2 separate regions of the Mus musculus genome follow, and region 2 is linked to region 1. Evidence: chromatin loops called from intact Hi-C (ENCODE). Cell type or tissue: heart. All regions are shown on one strand.

Region 1 (8,000 bases):
GAGGAGATTAATCCCCTTTTCAAATCTTCATCTTTTCCTTCAAGATGTCTCTCCAAAGAAAGACAATTACGTCAAAGAAGGTCCGGGCCTCATTCTGCACAGTGCCTTTTAAAAAACATTCTGGGGGCCTGGTAGACAACATGTAAGCTGTAGACAGCAGCGCTTCCACAAGCCCGGCCCCTCACATCTGCACACCAGCTTCTCGGGAACAGAACGGAGACATATGCATTTTAACATATTCCAATAGCAGCATCTTGGGGGAGTGGGGGTGGGGATGTACCTTTTACCATATATGGTCATCATGCAATTCTCTCCAAGAACTCAGTGCAGATATTTATATAATAATATTACCATTCCTTACCCCCACCTCCAGGCTGGCAGAGGTTGAAGGAAACACTTTTGGAGGTCTCTACCACAACTGTATGAATGGTGTTGATTGGTTCTGATTTTTTTTTTTTTGAGCATGGATCAGACTATCAGCTTGTGAGGTATGTCAGAGTATTTTTTAAAATCTTTCTAAAAATATGAATGGATATAACAATTTGAAGTTATTACACACTAAACATTTTATTGGAGCCTGGGGATTCTTGGGTGAGCTTGCTCATTTTCTTTGGAGAATCCCAGTCCCCACTCAAATTCCAGGCACAGAAAGGAAGCCCTGGGGAATGAAGTGGCTTCTGGATGGCATGTCATCAGTCACTTAGGAGCTGCTCTGCTGATTATGAAGGTGGAGAAACGCAGTCAGTGGGAAGAAGCGAAGGAGTGGGCTTGCATTCCAAAGGAGAGACAATGTTTATGTAGCCCTGATGTCTGTCTCGGGAGTAGAATCGATGTAATTAAGCAAATAGAAGTGAGTTCATTTTAGTGTAGTGGCCATTTAAAAAAACAAAAAACAAAAAAAAACACATACAGCAAGGATGAAAATGTAGCCAAATAAGAAGCTAGAGTATTATAAAATCGGATGCCAGGTGAAGGCTGAGATTCCAATTCTGCTCTATTCTTAGTTTTTGGGTCTTTCCTCGTCAGAGCTCCTCTCCTACCTCATAGTTACCATGGAGATCAAGCAAAGAACGGTTATGAAACGTCTCCGAAAACGTTAACCACCACAGCGACACCAGCACATTCAGTTCTCACGAACTTTGTAGGACCAACAGCATTCTCACTTGACTGCCAATGTAAGGGTGCTCTCTCACCAGGGCTCTGGACTAAAGTTCTCTGTAATCCCCTTCCCTGTCCCCACAGGAGGCCTCTATGTCCAGTATGATCTTCAGGAGCAGAGTGGGTATTGCCCTGCGAATCAACCGCTGCCTGGTGGCCTCCAACACATGCTAAAAACAAAGCTCTTCTCAACACCTCCCGAATCAGAATAGTCTCTTGGAGACTAGAGAAGGAAGCAGTGTTGCACGGCTGGTCCTCTTCCTATTGGGCTATTCTCTCCTTCATACTGTATTTCAAGTCTATTCACACACCTAGGTGTCGTTGTAGCTCCGCCCCCGTGGGAGGGGAGAGCCTAAAATGTTAATTATCTGGAACGGTAGCTTGCACTTCACATTCTGGATCCCGGGATGGGATTTAAGCCTATTTAGATTTTCTGTGAATTCTTTGAGGTTAATGCAACTTCTGAATGTGACTAGTAATCTCTAATTATTTGCAGAGATGGTAAATGTGAGACCAGATTAAATCCACTGATAATCCCCAAATCTCATTTTAGCCAACAGCGCGGCTCTTTTCCCACCAACCCTGGAACAGTCAACTCAGAACCGCAGCTTTTTTTCTTTCTCCTGCCTACCCTCTGCTGGAGATGCAAGCAAATCGCCCGAATTTCCAAGGGGTGGAGGTAGAAAGCCAGCAGAAGAGCGAGTGGAAAATCCGACCGCCTGGGCCACTGCCCTGCTGGAGAACTAGACACTGAGTAACCGAAGATCCTGACATAAAAGGAGCAAACCACTGGCGCAGATATTAGGAGCCCTGGGCCACAGTGTCATGAAGGAGCCTCGCTGTCCCTCGTTTGCATGCTGGTACACTGAGATCATTGCTCTCTGTCAGGTTGGACTAGCTTCCTCCTGGAAGGGGTGGGAGAGAGTGGAGCCTGAAGCCGAGGCCGGCTGGGGGGGGGGGCGGGGGGCTGTAGCCCCAGACAAGCCGAGCTCTGGGAGGGGCCCACCTGCTCCCTTCCACTGAGACACAACATCAGATAGCTAGGCCCAGAGGAGGAAAGCAGGCTTTCTTTGGTTTTGCTGTTAAGGCTTTTAAAATCATATTCTTACTCGATTGCTTATTAGCATCAGAATAGTTCCCTAGTCTCTTTGAGCCAGGTCTGTTTTGAAAAAAACAATAAAATTTTACATTATCATTTTTATATATCTTATTAGATATTCCAAAATAATTATCACCAAGGAAACAAAGCACTGCAAATATTTTTAAAGCCAAGAGTTTTCTTTTTCCTTAAAAGAGAAAACTGGAAAATATTTTTAATCAAAGAATTAAATGTCCGCTCAAAAGCACACAAATATCCCACTGAACTTTGATCAGTCTGTTTTTAAATCTATGTTGACCCTGCTGAGCCAGAACCATTGTTTAGCTCCAGTTCCAAGGATTCAGAACGCATTCGAATCCGGGAGAAGAAAAAGGGACAAAGCTTGGCAAAGAGAGGAGAACCGGTTGAACGGTATCTTCTTGGGGCGAGGTGACAGAAACCTGTGGAAACTGGTAGCTGAGGGAGCCAATGTGAATCATATATCAAAAGCTGGCTCCTGAGTCACAAAAGTCTAATGGGCTAATTTCAGCAACTCTGCACTCCGCGTATGCAAATATATAGTGGGGTTGGGGTGGCGGGTGGAAGGGTAACAGTGGTCTCCAGTTTCGGGGCAGGGAGGTTTCAGAGGCAGAAGGGAAGGCGGGAAGAAATGGACACCTTTCTTCCCAGGATGAAATGTCCGTGTGAGGGATGAAGGGACCTCCCGGCTCAGAGAGCCAGGAGCTCCCTGGCGACCACTTGCAGGACTCCCGGTTTCGAGTCGCCGCGCCAGCAGAACCCAGGGATTCGGACCAGTCGCAGAGCGGCGGCGTCGGTGCGGACCCAGCTGCGTCTCTTCACTGTCCTCCCGGGACTCCTGGGGGCCCCCGCCGCCTCCTGGCTGCCAGCTCTGTCCCTGCTCCGCGCCTCTGCGCCACCAGGAGCTGGGTTGACCTGCGGCCTCGAGCCTCTTTCCTGCCCCCTCGTGGCCATTCAGGGAAAACCGCGTGGGTCTCTCGGTCACTTAGGACCAGCGCTGCCGCCGCCGCAGACCCGATGGGAGACACTTGAGTTAGTGCAGGGGGGGCAGGGGCCGGGGGGGCACCGAGCAGAAAAACTGTCGATTGGGTGACGCCGAGGTACGGAGACCCTGTGGGCTCTGACAGGAGAAAGGTCCTCCAGAGCTGGCCATCTAAGGCAGTTGACCAAGGACCTGGCTGGCTTTCTGGGCAGTCACGTGATTACGGTGGAAGGACAGCGGATCTACAGTATGGAGTTAGGAGATGGACAAGGGCATAGTTTCGTCCCAGGTGAACCAGCCTGGCTGCCCTTTGGCAGGGCCAGGCACAAGAATGTGTTTCAGGTTACTGCCTATAAAGGACTTCCGCATCTGGTCGAGTGTGGGTGCGTGGCCTTTCTGGATTTCAGCTGCCAAAAAAATATACTATCCTCCGTTTGTCAAACAAGGTGAAAATCGAATGTGCTTGAAGAGGGTAGGCTTCCTGACTTTTGCTGCGCCCCTGACGAATATGGCTTGGGAAACCAAGAGCAGATGGAGACTCATTTCCCTGTGGTCATCCAGGTTTCTGCTGGTTCAGGATCTCGTGACAGATGAAAAATTATTCGTGGTGCTGGTAAACGTTCCTCCCTAGAAACTCCAAGTGGGCTTGACTCACTCGCTGGCTGGCTGGCTGGCTTATGTTTTATGGACGTTCTCTTGAGGGCTTTGAAGTTATTTGTCTTCAAATCTGTTTCTCAGCTTCCCAGCTCCTGAATAAATTACCCACCCCCTCTGCTTCCACACCCACAGCTTCTCCCCCACTGTGAACAGGGAAGTTGTGGGCTTTGGTTGGTTTGTTTGTTTGTTTGTTTGTTTGTTTGTTTGTTTTTGAAGACATCTTAGAACAAGAGCAGTTGGGCTTAATCCGTCTGTTGTCAGCCCTGGGAAATCTGTTTTTGTGTGGTTGGCTGAAAAGCTTGATGAAGATGAGGGGAGTTGGACCCTTGGACTTGATTCTGGTCACGGGCTTATCCCTGGGTCACAGGGTCACAATTTGCCTGAGTCTGGTTGCCTTGTGGGGCCAAGTCATGGGTGCTCATTTATAGATCGTGTTAAATACTCACACTGCGAACATCTCCATGCTTGTTTAAGGATTGCCATTCGCCAGAAGTTGGTGCTAATTGATGCCAGGCAGTTCTGCTGCAAAGACTGCAGGCTTAGATGTGTTGTGCTCTTCGTGGAAAAGAGGGAATGATCAGCAACAGCATTGGGTGGACGAGCCATGAACAACTTCCTGTTGTCCAGGAAGCTCTGTAAGGAGGTTGTTGGGCTTGTGAGAAAAGGTGGGGCTCTGATCACTTGTTCATTTTGATGCCTAACAGGGGATGCTTCTCTCTCTCTCTCTCTCTCTCTCTCTCTCTCTCTCTCTCTCTCTCTCTCTCTCTCTCTCTCTCTTTCTTTCTTTCCGTTTTTAGAATTATTTCTTTATGAGTACACTGTAGCTGTCTTCAGACACACCAGAAGAGGGCATCAGATCTCATTACAGATGGTCCTGAGCCACCATGTGGTTGCTGGGAATTGAACTCAGGACCTCTGGAAGAGCAGCCAGTGCTCTTAACCGCTGAGCCACCTCTCCAGCCCCTGGTGCTTTCCTTTCTATCCTCCACAATCCCATTGCCTCCCCCATCCATGCAATGTGTTGAGGAGGTTACTAAGAGCCCCCCAGGGAATCCCAGAGCAGCCACTTCTGGGGTCCTGATTTATCACACTTTCATGATTTACCTCCCCAGGGTCTTGAGCTGGAAAAAGATTCTCTGATTCTCCAGCTGGACCTTCCCAAACAAGGGTAAGGACCCTGTCCCCCCCCCCCCATCCTTAAAGTTCTACTAAAACAACAACATCCGTGACAACAAAAATAAAACAAACAAAAAATTAAAATAAACAAAAGAAAGACATCTGGTATGTTTACAAAGCACACATTTCTTACGCTAAAATAATTAAAGCCTGTCACAGGCTGGGCTGGTCCTGCCTGTAGCTGGACTCCACATCACAGCTCGGAAAGAGGAAAGATTTACCACTGGGCTCTCGAGTCTTCTTTGGGGGAAGTTCCTGCTTGGCTAGACTTCCATTTCTTTATGTCTCTCATTCTAAGGACTCTGAGCTATACTTTGGTTTTCCCGTACAGAAAAGCCTTTGCCAGACCAGCTTCTGGGTTCCTACCTGGGCCTCTGGACAGTCCTATGCTGTCCCCAGCAACACCCAGGAAGGTTCACAGTCTCATCTCTTACTCTGTATAGTTCAGAGCAGATCTGGGAGGTTGGGTCCCATCCTCCCAGAAGCCCCTCCCCCCTCTGTATTTACCCCTCCCTTCTTCCCTCCTCTGCCTCCACACCAAAACACTGCTGAAACCACCTGTTTTGTGTTGTGAAAGCCTGGAACACCCCATCCTCCACTCGCACAGACCTCCCACTGAGTTCCAGTTTCCAGTCCAAACTCCACATATGAGTTCTTGACTGGTTGGAAAAGTACAAAAAAAAGTCACATATTCCGAACTGACGTGCGTGGTAGTCTTCTCTTCCTGCTTGCTCTTGTCTCGGAGGAGGACTAGCCTCAGTCAGGTTCTAATCCCCAGGCGGTAGACTCCCCAAAGATTAAACTACCTGCAAAATTAGTCATCTCCGCAGGTTGCCACGGAGACCATCAGACCTCTCAAATGTGTTAGGCATGATTTTACAAGCGAAAACTACAACCTTGGTGTGTCAGGAGCTATAAAATCACAGCCAGAAGTAAACAGGTTCACACCTTCCTGTCTCTGTGAGGGAAATGACCAAACTCCCCAACTGGCAGTCTGTGAATCTCCTGGTGAAGTTTATTTGTTGAATATTTTCTTTCGCCCTCTATCGACATCTGTTACTGGGCAAGCAGCAGTGAGCGTCCACAGTTGGCAGCAAAAGTTGGAAGAGTGAAACCTTTAACTTCACTATACTCTCAGATAAAGTAGGCCTCCCCGGGCAGGTCCACATGCTAATAATAGAGTGGTGGCTGCTACCTTTCCTGGCAAAGAAGGCTTGCAGAGGTGTCTATGACTTGAGATGGGGACATTTTCCTGAATGATCTGTGTGGACCCCATGTAGTCACAAGGGGCTTTGTAAGTACAGGAGGAAGGCAGGAGAGTGACAGACAGAAAAATTTGAAGATGCCAAATTGCTAGTTCTGATGAAGGGAGAGGCCGTGGGCCAAGGAATGCAGGGAGCCTCTAGAAGCTGGAAAAGTCAAAAAGATGGATTCTCCCTGAGAGGCTCCGCAGAGGAAGCCTTGCCAACATCTTGATTTGAATCCAGTGAGACCCATTTCAGACTTCTGACCTCCGGTACTGTATGCTAATAAATCTGCATTATTTTAAGCCACTGAAGTTGGTAGCTGCTTTTTAATAGTAAGACATCACGGCGCCGGTTAGCTTGTTAGCACGGCTTGATAAAAGAATACCGTTCTTGTTTTGAAGGGGACACCGATACAACATGAAGAATGAAACCGTGTCCCCAGCTATTCCCTTAGGGGAAGAGTTACCATCTGCCGTCTCGTCACTAAGGTCTGTTTGAGGACCTGCTGGGAGGAACTTCATATGGAGGATGAAGCTGGGGCTTAACATGGTTAACTGATGTCCTTGAAGCTGCACCCTCAGACACACGTGCCTTCTCAGCAAATCCCAACGATGCTCTTCTTTCTCCTTTCTCAGAGATTAGCTCACACATCCAGCAAGCACCCCAGGCCACCTGTAGGAACTCCTAGTTACCCAGTTCACTCCTAGTCAGAAGGCTCCCTCGTCTTCCTTGGGGGGTTCCTCTATGGAAGCAGCCTGCCTACTGCTGTTTCTAAAACCACATTAGGCTGCAAATAAGGCTTCCGTTGAAAGTTTTTAGGCCAGTGGCATCATGGGAAATTGCTGGCACGTTGAACTTCTGCTCACTTCATGCACAGGTCTGTGTGTGGACTTATCCTCCCCTTCAAAGGCCAGGATGGGGAAAGTTCCATTCGCTGTGACACGGCAGAGGGCCTAGCGTCACTTCATGAAAGTGCCTCTTCAGAGGGAAAGGAAGTCCAGGGAAGGACCTCATGGATGGACCCTTTGCTCTGATTCAGTGACCTTCAGCCTTGCCCCCATGCAACCACCACGGAACTATCTGTCAATGGCCAGGGTCCACCCCAGCCAATGAAGCCTGGTAAAGCCTGGGCTTCCAGTCCTGTTCAGTCTCCCCGGGGGGTGGGTACCAGGTCCGTGAATAGATGCACAGACCTGGTAGCCATGGTGCTGGAGAATAGTCCCAGTTCTCCAGTGCCCCTCTGAGCAGAGCTCATGTGGTTGAGCAGAGTCAGAGGTTTGGAAATGTGAAAACTCCGAACTGCCCAGGCGTCTTAATAGGGAACCGCAAAACAGAAGCCCGTAGACATAATTACTTGGTCAGATCTGAAGGCACCCTGGGATCCGAGGTGAGAGCTGGGGATGGGTGTGTGTGTGTGTGTGTGTGTGTGTGTGTGTGTGTGTGTGTGTGTGTGTGTGTTTTATGTGTGTGTGTGTGTAGTTCTCCTTGAGTGCATGCATGAGAGTATGTTTGAGAAAGGCATGTGTGTTGATGGTATATGTGAGTTACACTGTAGAATGTGAGAGTGTCTGCATGTGTGTTCATGTGCATGACAGTGATAGATATGTGGGGGCGGGGGGGGTGTGCATGTGTGTGTGTGAGAGAGAGACAAACAGACAGACAG
Region 2 (8,000 bases), 270 kb before region 1:
AACAGCAGAGCCACGACAATTACTTAATACATGACCATTAAACTTTGCAGTCACACCACGTTTTGGCACGTACCTCTTCAATACCAGAGATGTTGTTCACCCCTAACTTCTTTAAGGAGAACTGCAGTTTCTTATCGTCTGCTGTGGCCGTTCTGTGAACCACCTTCTTCTTCCTACGAGCAGTTCCCTATGGGAGCAAGAGGGGAAACGACACATTGACACAGCAGCAGATCTTCTCCAATTCTTTTCAGACCTTTGCTTCCGTATAAGACAGTTAATCAGATGTAACAAGGTGGCACACTCTGATGGATCTCTGAATATGAAGTCAGCCTGGCTAACCTTACTGAGTTCTAGGCAAACCAGAGCAAAACAACTGAGACCTGGTTTCAAGTAAAAACAAATACATAATAAAGACTAACGGTAGTTATCAAACCCACAAACTAAGAAGTTCAAAAGACAGGCTAAGATGGAAGTAAGGAATGACATAGGAATTCTTCATAAGCACCAGTTTGCCACGTGCAAAAAAGTCTTTCACAAGCCCTGACATTTTAAGTCTTTTTAGGCCATGTTTCAACCTAAGCTAAGCCTCATCTTTACCTCTTGTTTTCAAAGAAAAATCAATAGCTTAATATTCACAGATGAGACAGTATACAAACAACTCATGAATCTGTATACAAATATCTATTATAGCCAAGAGTAGAAAGTTCTTAACCCACAGAGCTCTCGTAAGTCAACTAGACCTTTCTCAACTCTCTCCCTCTTCCCTGCATTGCTCACCCCCCTCCCCAGCAAATTTCTTCTCCCCTCGAAAAGGGCTCTTCTCAATCACTCAACAAAAGGACTTCACAAACATCTCCATTTTTTCTAGATTTTATTGTTAGTCATATTTTAAAATCCTATCAAGTCATCGTCCAATCTGTCTTTCCTCAACTCTGCACTAAATGCATGACATGCTATGTTACTTCCAACTTTATGTAGACTATAAACAAACTTTTACAACAATAAGAACCAGGAAAATTTTAGATTATAAAATACAGACTACCACTTATAGATCTCACACATTTCACAAATGTAGAACTTAAAAGATTGTCAGTTTTTCCATTAGACACTGAAAAGGGTCTTGAATAATATTCACCTAACAGCATGTGAATCTTACACTACTTTTCTCTAAGGCTACATTCACTCATTCTATAAGTAAAGTTTCTTAAAAGGTACAGAAAAAATGTTCCCATATTATAACTGGAAACATTGTCTTAGCTTAACAAAGACTAGATACAAAGTATCCCTATGAGACTGACTTGGAAGGCTTTCATTTTCCATGTATTGATGATGCTAAAACATAAAACCCAGTAATTAAAGAGGAACAACCTTGCACACAAGCACATCACTCCAGAAACTAAAAAGAAAGAAAACAAGCCCAGCTTTTTCCTAGCACCTGAAGGCTTCTGCCTTAAAATTAAAAGGTCGAGAAGCATCTAAGGTTAATGTCCTGAGTGCAAACTGAAGACTACAATTGCCAGCAAAGGCAAACAGGATGCTTACTGCTGGTGCCAACTCTCCTAACTTATGTTATGTTACGTTCCACATTTCCTTATCTCTCAGAAGACTACTGAAGATTTACCTTCAGTAAAAGTTAAAGTTAGAACAATTTAATAGGTAATAAACTTGTACTATGGAAGCTCCACAGGTTTCTCGGAGACTCCATGCTTCAACCTGTTAAACACCAGGAATGTGCTAACTCGATACTTGAAACTAAGGAGCTCTTCATCTGGAGTGGACCCAGCACCAACACCAAGTTCAATTCTTTCAGAGCAGAATCCACTTGGAGAAACCAACCTGCCAACACATTTGCATTCTCTCACTGTAGCATAATTACAAAGGTTGAGGAACAAAAGACATGTGCTAAGGTAGGATTTCCCAACCTAACACTGTTCACGAATTTAAATAGGAAGGTATCCTCAAATACCCTAAAAAAGACAATTAGTCTGTTGAGCATTTAGTTCAGAAAGCAATGCAGAAGAGCAGAAGATCTTCATAATAATAATAATAATAATAAAATTACCTAATCATTAAGTAGAACAGGAAAAGCCAATACTTTCAGTTAACTTACTTTTAAAAAAAATGGGGTGGGAATGCAGTTTGGGAGTTGAGAGGTCCTCTAGCATGTACCAAAACATGTGTTGGATCTCAGGACAACTCAAAGGTAACAAAATAACCACCCCCAACATTGTACAAGTCAAGGGTACACGGTACACAAAGATTTGGCAGAGAACATACTTTCCCCCCCATTCATAAAATCCAGTAACATTTGTTTATATGCGCCATAATCCTGAACCTCTTGCAAGCAAGGCACCGTTTTTAAGTGCTATTTTCTTCTCTACTCGATGACCGACCTCACCCCTACTATCTATCTATCTATCTATCTCCTCCTTGTCTCTTAGTATTGGTCTCATTTCCCTTGGATTTGCTAGCTTTGCGAAATGTCCCCTGCCAAGCAAAGTGACAAAAAAAACCCAAAAAACCAACCAACCAAACCAAAAACAACAACAACAACAACAAAAAAAACAAAAAACAAAAAACCCAACAACGTGAGAAATGCAAACGGAACTTTGGAAGAGAGAGAGGAGAGAAAAAGAAAGGAGGAAAAAAAAAAAAGAAACTTACTTTCCCACCAATGCGCACTTGTGCCTGCAGTTTGGCGAGTTTCTCCTGGTTCATGATTGTTTCTTTCATCTACAAAGAGAGAGGAAAAAAAAAAATCCTCAGCCAAGAACAAGAACGGCCGGGCCCCCCCTCCAGCATTCCACGCTCGTTATTTCCCGCTACACTCGCAGGAGAACGTCGTCCCCCTCGGGCTGAGGCCTGGATCCCCAATTCACCCCTCCAGGCTCGCCGGGGCGCACAGGGCCCCTCGCCCCTCCCCCGCCCGGCCCGGCCCGGCCTCGGGCTCAGCCCCACGGCGACCGAGCATCCCCCGCTCCCCGCCGCCCTGCCCGGCCTGGGCCGAGGCCTCGCCACGGCCTGCCCGGCCCGGCCACTCTCCGCAGGCCTCGCGGTACCTGAGACTCCCGTCCTCGGCTTCCGCCGAGAGGGAGAGAGGGCGTCGCTTCGGCCCCGGGCCAGCCGCCCCTGGCTCGCCCTCGCCCCCGAGAGTCCGCCTGGGTGGGAGCGCCCGTCCGTCGCATCGCTTTCCTCAGCTCCGTCCGTCCCCTCCCTGCCTCGCTCCTGCCGGGAAACGCCCGCCCCACCCCCAACTCCCGGTCTCCTCCCACGCCGGCGTCCACGGCCTTTTTTCTGTACCTTGTCGGAGTGGAAATGGCGCCGCGCGGGGAACTAAGGTTCACGCTCAGGGGGTCTCGGGCAGACCAGCTGAGAGAAGGCGCACACACGCGGGGACGCAAGATGGCAGCTAGAGGGAGGCCGGAAGTAACGCGACGCCACTTCCTCCAGAATTCAGGAAGCGGAGTTGGCGTCGCCGCGCATGCGCAGCCGGGGGCCGGTCCGCGGCTGTTTCTTTCCTTTCGTCCAGCGGCGGGCCGGGAGCAGCACCGGAGAGCTGGGACCCGCGGTCGCCGTCCGCGGTCCTGGGAAAGGCCGCGGATAGATCGGACAGTGAGGCTCCCTGTAGAGCTGTGGTTAAATCAGTCTGCCCTGTGGCCACCCCGTAGGGCGTCCAGCTTTGTCCAGTAGGCTGCAGTGTCTGCTCAATGCCGGGTGTAAATAAAAAACTATCGAAATCAGCCAGGCTAATGTTGCTTTCCAAAATTAAGTGACTTGGGTGATGTAGAAATCGCGACTCAGAATGTCTAGAAAGCATGTTCGGAATGCTTTCCAGATCTCCACCCTTCAGCAATTCGGTTTATTCAAGGTTGAAACAGGGTAACAAGATTTGTAACCTCTTAACCCTTCTACACCTCTACCATCGACTCCCTGATCTCGAATCGTCATGGATTCGACCATGAAGCATTCACGATGGAGCAAACTTTACCTTGAATTCTTCCAAGATGAATTTGAGCCTGCGTGCTTGGGGGTAAAAACGTGGCTGTGAGTTAAAGTTTGCCGAACTCCAGCACGAATTGTGGTTGTCGTTTTTTTGTTTTTTTGTTTTTGTTTTTTGTTGTTGTTGCATAATTTGATGGTTGTTTTAAAAAGTGTCTCGATAAGTAATCCTGGCTAGTCTGAAGCACACAGCTATTCTCCGGCCTCAGAGCCCCTCTGTCCAATGCTGGGATTATAGTCGTCTAGCACCATTCCCAGACAAATTTTAAGATAACCTTAGAAAATCCCTATATGAAGATTAAAAAACGAAAAAGAAAAAGAGGTTAAGTGAAAATTCTGTGTGCTTAAGCCTTTTTCCAATCTTAGCTACGAAATGTTTTTGAATATTCCAAAGAGAAAGTTGTGTTAGAATTTTTAGAGAATACAATTTATCCAGAAAAGTTGCCGAAATGAATACTCTAGCTAAAATCAATTTTTTTTCCCCTTGGAAACCTTTTTACACAAGAGTTTCTTGCAACAGCGATGAGTCATTTAAAAAATCGGGAGAGACAACTACGTTGCTATGTAGAAAATTGTAACAAGTTCTTTTTCTTGAAACAACAACAATGTTTCTTTTATCCGAACAAGTAAGTTTGTCTCAGAAAACCATGCTTGTTGTCTACCCTATGAAGTACCTAACCATTCTCCAAATAACTGAGATGAGGCAACAGAATTCAGTGCTACAGAAAATATATAAAACATGACTGTGTTACATATGATGGATAAAAGGTAAAACTAGTTCTTTTTGTTTTTGTTTTTTTTTTTTTTTTTTTTTTGTTGTTGTTTTTCCAGACAGGGTTTCTCTGTATAGCCCTGGCTGTCCTGGAACTCACTCTTTAGACCAGGCTGGCCTCGAACTCAGAAATCCCCCTGCCTCTGCCTCCCAAGTGCTGGGATTAAAGGCATGCACCACCACGCCCGGCTAACTAGTTCTTTTTAAAGAAATGTTTATCTGTAGAATATTTTACTCTTCATATTACACTGAAAGTATGTGAAACTTCCTAATCATGATATTTTCTGAATTTTTACATAAAACTCTACAATATGTAACTGATACCTGTCTCATCTTTTAGGCCTATATTCAAGAAATATGACTTAGTTTCTTTTCCCCTATTCTGTCATGGTATAGAAGACTTGTATGATTTTGAAAATCACCAAACTGTAAGGAAGACGATGTTTATTTTGACCCTTGCTGCACCAGGACTTCAGATTTTGCTAATATTTATATACCAGCCTTTTAAAAAACAATCGAAGGACTTTGTTATTGTTTTACTTTTCCTCTAGAAGTTACCATTTGCGGTCTGTCTTCAGGACTACCATTTCCCACTTGCTCCGGCTGTCTACAGCAAGTGTAAAGGCTTGCCTCCCACCCTTTACTGCTCATATAGAACAATGCAAGAGCTGCTTACTTAGCATTGTCAACAGAATTCGAGAAAAAAAAAAAACATGATTGCTCTCCTTGATTCATAGGACATGTCTAAACAAAATATATGGTCATTTTCATCTCTGACTGGAACTTGAATTGGCTTCAGCAAGAACCAGGTATTTACTTGACATCAGGTTGCTTCTTCTTCTTTTTTTTGAGACAGGGTTTCTCTGTATAGCCTGGCTGTCCTGGAACTCACTCTGTAGACCAGGCTGGCCTCGAACTCAGAAATCCACCTGCCTCTGCCTCCTGAGTGCTGGGATTAAAGGCATGTGCTACCACTGCCCAGCTCAGGCTTAATTCTTAAGGGGAATTATGACCCACAAGAAGTTTTGAGAAATGACTGAAGATGAATGTGCGTGTGTGCATGTGTGTGTGTGTGTGTGTGTAAAGGACAGAAGACAATTATTGGGAATTGAATTACTTTCACTATGGGTCCCACAGATTGAGCTGAGGTCATAAGGTGATGTGACAAGGGCATTTCTCCTGAGGCATCTCTCAGGCAGGTTCCTGTGCTAGTTGTCAGAGAACCACAATGGGCATACCATCCATTAAACTTCTTTGTGTTCTCCTTCCAGTATCTGTCTCTCCCACGTGGATATCTATACGTTAGCTTGCCAAGTCTCGGAAAATCTTGCTTTTTACATCTCTTTCACCTTTTTGCCACAGAAATATTGTTTTTTTCTTGTTTTTGTTTGTTTTTTTTCCTCTCTCCAAATTCTCCATTTGTTGACAGGTAGTGTATAGTAGGACCATCTTGGACCCACCAGTGATATAAATAATGGCACGTAGGCTTTTCAATATTTTAAAAGTTAAATTTTAAAATACTAAAAAAAAATTAGTATGTTAAAGCTTAGGCCTTTTGCTGGGCAGTCTCCCAACTCCTCTAAACCTGACTGGATTGGCTCTACCTCTGCTTCACTCTGGTCAACCCACTGACCCCTGCCTCTAGTGAATCTCCCTCCTCTCTCTCTCTCTCTCTCTCTCTCTCTCTCTCTCTCTCTGCTGGGAAGTTCTGCCTTACACTTCCTACCCAGCTATTGGCTGTCAGATTTTTTTTTTAGATTTCTTTATTTCATGTATGTGAGTACATGGTCACTAGCTTTGGACAGACCAGAAGAAGGCATCAGATCTCATGACAGATGGTAGTGAGCCACCATGTGGTTGCTGGGACTTGAACTCAGGACCTCTGGAAGAGCAGTCATTGCTCTTAACCACTGAGCCATCTCTCCAGCCCTAGCTGTCAGATCTTTATTACAGCCAGTCAGATACAATTCTAGATTACCTTAGGCAGATGAGGAAGAACAATATTTAACAAAATACTGAGAACAGTGATGGGCCATAAAGTAACAATACCAAAATCCTGCCCGTATTTAGCTCTCGGAGGGTATTAACAATAGAATATACAGAGACACACCTTCATACAACAGGAGTGCTTTAGCCCACATACATAGTATGTACCCATAGAGAAAAGAAACCTGGGGGTACCTGGGCATTCCTGAGGAGACACACATCTTGGCCTGATACAGAGGAACAGTCAGTCCATGGCCTGGATGGATGGTATGTTCTTTCCTCTTCCTAGTTCTCCTTCCTACTTAGACTTAAAGTCCAGAGAAGAAATATATTTTTCCATGGGTGGAACCCACAAGGCCTTGTTTGTTTGTTTGTTTGTTTGTTTGTTTGTTCATTTCTTCGAGACAGTGATTCTTTGTGTAGCCCTGGCTGACCTGGAACTCACTCTGTAGACCAGGCTGGCCTCCAACTCAGAAATCAGCCTGCCTCTGCCTCCCAAGTGCTGGGATTAAAGGCGTGTGCCACCACTGCCCGGCCCCCACAGGGCCTTGTAAGATAGATCTCACTGTACAGTATCGTAAAATGCATTCAAAGAAAATGAGCCCAGACTTCATGGCAGCACTGCAAGTACTGGCTGGTCCAGTGGCCTGACCTCTGACTCTAGACAGGGAAAACGTGTCTACTGGATGGGCATTTGATGCTTGCTTATGATGGAGCGGGGGTGAGCTTCCTCGCCGCCAATATACTATCAGCCCCTACCCAGCAGTCCTGCTTGCTAATTGTGGGGGACAGATGTGTACAAATTGTCCATTGAAATCAAGTATGCAAGGAAATAAGTCATTTGGGGCCCATTTTCACACAGCAACACCTTCTCTTCCAGCTCACACCTAAGTCATCAACAAGACTCTTGCAGATTTCTTCTGGAGAGACAGAAATATCTGCAGCCAGGAGGACGGCTGTTGGAGGAATTCAGGAGCATTCGACGGAGTCTCCTGTAGTCGGCGAGTGGTCAGTTTTACACATCCTCCTCAGGACCTCACAGGCAAGAACAGCAGGATCTGCTTCCTTCATGAAACCTTGGCTCTGTTCTATCCATCGACAGTCCTTCAGGATACCTAACCTGTCCAGAAACCAAGGTGGGTGGGGGGATGGACAGTACCACTTACCATTCTCCCATCAATCCATGACAGAATTTGCTTTGTCTTCTACAGTGTTATACTTTGCTGGCTGAGAGGCCTTAGTT

What was found. A loop is a pair of places that touch in the nucleus more often than their neighbours do. Peaks named below come from ENCODE experiments on the same cell type or tissue, not always from the same donor. Only the 100,000 strongest peaks of a DNase experiment are listed, where the experiment ranks them.
Region 2: a loop joins it to region 1, with 8 times the contacts of the local background. A loop is called at or near these places in 2 of 42 quality-filtered maps.

The regions. Positions count from the first base shown.
Region 1 is chr13:98,585,927-98,593,926 of GRCm38, forward strand. No RefSeq gene overlaps it. Among named protein-coding and RNA genes, the nearest start is that of Gm41033, 15 kb to the left of the region's middle. In heart, CTCF peaks have their summits at 1,767 (motif pointing left), 3,201 (motif pointing left) and 3,404; a DNase peak (open chromatin) is centred at 3,205; H3K4me3 peaks cover 2,719 bases; H3K27ac peaks cover 1,367 bases; H3K27me3 peaks cover 1,339 bases.
Region 2 is chr13:98,313,566-98,321,565 of GRCm38, forward strand. Btf3 (basic transcription factor 3) reads right to left here and starts at 3,402. Exons shown (of 6, transcript NM_145455.3): 1 at 3,060-3,402; 2 at 2,665-2,733; 3 at 74-187. The coding sequence starts at 3,185. Gm9828 (predicted gene 9828) reads left to right here and starts at 3,551. Exons shown (of 4, transcript NR_137279.1): 1 at 3,551-4,044; 2 at 5,509-5,580; 3 at 7,638-7,893. In heart, CTCF peaks have their summits at 3,466 and 3,669; a DNase peak (open chromatin) is centred at 3,436; H3K4me3 peaks cover 3,041 bases; H3K27ac peaks cover 1,772 bases.